2 separate regions of the Mus musculus genome follow, and region 2 is linked to region 1. Evidence: chromatin loops called from intact Hi-C (ENCODE). Cell type or tissue: gastrocnemius. All regions are shown on one strand.

What was found. A loop is a pair of places that touch in the nucleus more often than their neighbours do. Peaks named below come from ENCODE experiments on the same cell type or tissue, not always from the same donor. Only the 100,000 strongest peaks of a DNase experiment are listed, where the experiment ranks them.
Region 2: it touches region 1 in a loop (11-fold over the local background); 12 of 42 quality-filtered maps call a loop at or near these places.

The regions. Positions count from the first base shown.
Region 1 is chr17:15,376,744-15,379,243 of GRCm38, reverse strand. It overlaps a transcript of Dll1 not described here. Among named protein-coding and RNA genes, the nearest start is that of Dll1, 2.2 kb to the right of the region's middle. In gastrocnemius, a CTCF peak has its summit at 1,100 (motif pointing right); DNase peaks (open chromatin) are centred at 1,174 and 2,168; H3K4me3 peaks cover 973 bases; H3K27ac peaks cover 651 bases.
Region 2 is chr17:15,182,465-15,184,964 of GRCm38, reverse strand. No RefSeq gene overlaps it. Among named protein-coding and RNA genes, the nearest start is that of Gm35502, 11 kb to the left of the region's middle. In gastrocnemius, a CTCF peak has its summit at 1,039 (motif pointing left); no DNase peak of the experiment used is centred here.

The sequences.
Region 1 (2,500 bases):
AGAAAGTTTCCTTCTTTCTTCTAATGGTGAAGGTGAGGATTTATGGTGTGTGGGGAGGGGAAATCTGTTGGCTAGGCCAACATTCAGGCAAATCTATTTAACATACTCTGGCTTAAGCTCCCTCCTGCATTTGGGGGGTTCTGAGTGCTTAGCTGTGGGAGTATAGAGACATGCAGTTAGGGAGTGAAAAAACGCCATTTGGTTCGGAGCAGATGGCTGGCTAGGGGGCTGATGGCGTCTAAAGGCGTGTCATCCCCCTCCCGGCTCGAATCCCTAAGGGCTCCCCTTGTCTTCCCAATCAATGAAAATTAAAGTGCAAAGAAAGGATGAATAGCTGGACCTCGAGTCTGTCCTTTGTTCCTCTCAGCTACTGGTACGCAGGAGTTAAACTACAACAGGCTCCTATAGAATCACTGAAGTTAAACAGTCTCCCCGTTAGCTCTGTGTTTGAAAGAGAAGGGAATAGGAACCAACTTAGGGGTGGACGATTGAGAATGGGGAAACAGGAGGATGAGGAGGAGGAAGAAGAAGAGCAGAAGGAGTAGGAGGGAGGAAAAAAAGAGCTTTCTGCTTGATTTCCCCAATACAGAATGGTGTGGCATAAATTAAGTTGGAAAAGAATGAATGCGTTGGGCAGGATTCTGATGGATTTTACGATGCCTTTCAGAACTGCTTTGCCACTGTAATCGAGAAATCTGTGCCATGTCAATTTAACAAATACTTAATACTAAGGGGGGTTTGTTCAAGATTTGGGACAAGTCCACCCCTCTCAGGGTCTAAGCCCTTGCGCGTGAAACTTTTCATTTCCAGTTTTCTAAACAGGCATTCAAACAAGCCTGGTTTCCACTTCCATCTTCTAATTAAAAGGTTCCTGATATTTCATTTCTTCTTGTAATCTCGAAGGCACAGAGGAGTCTGCATCTGACCTTGTTTCTTTTCTTCTTTGAATCCCCTCTGCTGTAGGAACCCCCTGTCACCTGAGTCCCACTCCCAAGTCCCAACAGAGAGCAGCTTCAGAGCTCTGAGAAACAGAGTTCTCAGAAAGTAACTTTCCCAGGAAACATTAGCTAGTGAAAAAGGAATCCTAACACTAGGTGGCAAGATTAAGTTAGGATTCAAGCTAGCCCAGCCTTGTGGTGATGTAGCAAATCCCTACACAGTTTACAAAGGACAGGGACTGTTTTTGCCACGGCCATGGGGGTGTGCCTTAGGGGTGTCAGTATCTTTTGAAGCCTCCATTTGTTCTATAATAAACAGGTTTTTTAAAAAGTGGGATCTAACCCTGCCTTTCTCACCTCAGCCTTGAGTATTATACACATGGCTTTTTGGTTAACTCTTTGATTGTCTGTGAGTTGGCGATGACGACGTGAAGTGCAGAAATTCCTGTTGATTCTGAAACTTTGAAAGTGTTTGGGAGACAGGGTAGCAGTAGGCAGGCTGGGTCATCAGAAAAGGAGCTGTAATTTCAGTTGCCAGATGGCCCAACACAGATGATTCTGCCCAGTAACTGCTAGATTCTTGTTAGCAGTGTTTCTCTGGGCATGCGAAGGTTTTCCTCTCTTTCTGTGCATTATATACATCTTGCTCCAGATACTGGCCTAAATGATCAAGCTACTCTGCCAGGACAGGGCTCATTCTCACCAACAGGACAGCAACACCTACAGTGAGGACACCTGTCAGGTACACCCTAGGGGCTGTGCTACAATCAAAGGAACACTAGCTCCAAGAATCACACCTCGGGATTCTAATGAAGCTGCCTAGGTGGTGGGGGTGGAGTAAAGAGGCCCCTCTAAAGATGGGAATATACAGCTCATGGCATGCTCAACACAAAGCTAGGTGCTAAGTCAGAGACTATATCTCCATTTACTTTTCTCTGGAGCTTGTAACCAGGGGAGCCGTTTAGGTAATTCATTGTGATACGTGTGTCCTGGGCCCTCCCAATAAACTCATTTCCCTTAAAAAAAAAAAAAGAAAAAAAAGAAAACAAAAGTTCTAGTGTCTGATGGATGTGTAAAAACCTAATAAGGTGACGGTTGTGTAAAGGTTATGTGTTGGGGGGTGAGGTGGGGGGAGTCTTTCAAACATGTGCCGGACATTGTCGCAGAGGCCGCGGCGTGCGCGGAGGGGAGCTCTTTCTCTCCGCATTGTGCAGAGAGCAGGTGCTGTCTGCATTACCATACAGCTGAGCGCACAAAGAGCCACTGATTCAGCCTCGCACAATAACAGACTGCCTTAATGACAGCCACGCGAACGACACACACCAAACTCACTTTTTACCAAGCAGAGGGAGGCCTGAGGGGAATACCCAGGAGAGTGGGACCGGACACCAGTGAAGGTGGTGTTGGTTGAAAATCTCCCGGGAGAGGGTGTGTACACCGGGAAAGGGGTAAGCTTAGCTTTTGGCTCTGCTGGCTCAGGGAATACACTATCCGGACCCCAATTCCCCATTTCCAGTGATCGTGGACAACACGGAGACAGCAGCGCTCCGGGACACTGCGGT
Region 2 (2,500 bases), 190 kb after region 1:
CTGTGTGAGTCCCTTTCCTGACAGCGCAGTTAATCACCTGCATGCTTTCTGAAGAACAAGAACAGCAACAGCCAGCACAAGGTACACAAACCAATGCTAGCATGTGCCAGTTACACTAAGTTGCTGAGGAATCATGGAATATGCCAGAATGATCTGCTAGGATCCATAGCCGGGGAGGGGTCCAGTTACTTCCCATGTATCCAAAGGCACTATCTCTAGTCACACAAGGAATGACAGAGGCTGATATTCAAGCTTCTGCACTCTGAGACCCCACGAAGGTCCCTTGCTAAGGTTCCGATTGGTGCTGTGGGCAGAGATGACCACAAGGTGTGCTGGTATCTGCTAACTGCTCACCTCCCCAGCTCTTCCACTGACCCTTTCTTTCTCTCATATGCCTCTCACCTATACTTGCCTCCACCTACCTGACCTCCATCAGTGTCAGAGTGCCTGCGGGGGCTTGGGGGGGGGGGATGTGGAAAGTGGTTGTGGTCAGACAAGGGTTCAAGGAGGAAACAAAGGGCAAAGGGGATGCTTACACAATGGGATACAGGCAGAGAAGTGAGAGCCCACGGTGGCTGCTTACCTGCAAGCTGATAATCTGGCACAAAAACCTTTTTTTTTTGCAAGGCAGACACTGCTGGCAGCTGCAACTTCTCATGCTTACTTAGGAAAACGTTTCCAGAGGCTCAGGATGAAGGTCAGATCTGTCGCTGGCAGGTAAACAGAGCCCACTCTCCCCCACCGTGGCATGGAAATCAGTAACATAAATATGGATTGAATTCCGTCCATCAAGTCTAACACGCCACTTCTTTCTTGTTCTCAGAGGAAAATGTAGCAAACCGGGGTGGGGAGCAAAGTCACCAGCCCTGTGCTCCACACACTTCAGCAGCGGCTGCTCTGGGATCCCTGTGCACACACACATCTCTCTCTGGGTGACCTTACTGACTCTGGACTGTGGCTCCCTCTGGTTACATTACCCATAGCTGCCCCACCCTTCCCTGCCTTGTGGTCTGCCCAGGCCCAAGCCAGGGCATCCCTCCTGCAGCTACAGTGTCCTCTTGTGGTCCATCGCTTGCTTCTCCTTCACTTTCTGGTGTTCACACCTTATTCCCAGGAGAACATCTGCTGCTGGGCCATGGGGCTGATGTGCGGCAGGAAGATGGATCTGGGAGCCCAGAGAGCCAGAAGCCTAGTAGAACTCTTGGGGTGATGTTCGCACTGCAGGGTGACAACCAGTAATCCTTTCTCATCGGTCACTAGCTCAATGTTCAGACAGGGTGCTATCTCTCCCTCGACCTTCAGGGTGACCTCAAGAATTCTGTAAACGAGGGTAGCATCCACATGTGCCGCTCCCTGAGCTCTAGCTGTGAAGAGAGGGCAGTGTCTCACAGAAATTGGTTGGCTAATGGATGGCCAAGTGGAAACATGCTAACTGCCTTCTTCTGCTTCTTGGTGTGTAACTCTTTGCCTGCCTTCACCCTGAATTTAAAGGTTCAATAACTGTCTCTCCATTAGTCGTAGTCTCTCAATCTTTTTGTTTGTTTGTTTGTTTGTTTTGTTTAAGGAAGATCTTTTTTTTTCAACATATATATCTGCATGGCAAAATACTTAAGATAATCAGCTTAAAGAGAGAGTATTAATTTTGGCTTACATTTTCAGAGGTTTTGGGCTATGGTCAACTAATTCTATTGCTTTTGGGCAGTGGCAGGGCAGAACATCATGGTGGATAGGCAATGACAGAGCAGCAGGAACCAGGAATTTGAGACATGCACTTGAAAAGCCTACCTCTTGTGGCATACCTCTACCCACTAGGACTACCTCCTAGTTTCCACTAGCTCCAAAAATACCAGCAAATGGAAAAGTCATCTATAGATTAACCGACGGATGAAGTCAGAGTATTCCTGATCCAATCGCCTTCTAAGACCCCATCTGCTGGAAGCCAAGCCTTTAACATAAACCTTGAGGAATATTTTAGATTCAACCCATAACAGTATCTTTCAAAATTTATATACTCAAACTCACTTAAGGAAGAAACGATGTGTAGGACCCTGGTGAGGGGAGCATTTATTTAATTCCTGTTGGAATTTCTGATATGCTTTGTAAAACATGGTATGATGTGGTGGGAGGGGTACCTTAGCAGTCCCATGCTGAGGCCTTCTCCTGCCCCAACTCCACCCAGGTATCAGCCATATAACTGTACTAGTATAAAGTGAAGTTTATTTGGGGGCGTGAGAAGGGAGTAGAGGCGAAGAAAGTAAAAAAGAAGAAGAGGAAGTGCAAGTGTGCGAGCACAAGAGAGAGAGACAGAGAGACAGAGAGAGCAGAGAGAGAAGAGAGAAGAAAAAAGAGGCCGGATGAGAACACTTGAAGAGAGAACATGGGAGGGAGAGAGAGAGAGAAAGAGAGAGAGAGAGAGAAAGAGAGAGAGAGAGAGGCCAGAGAGAAAGAGAGAGGGATCAGAGACAGTGAGAAATGAGACACACACACTCAGGGGAGAGAG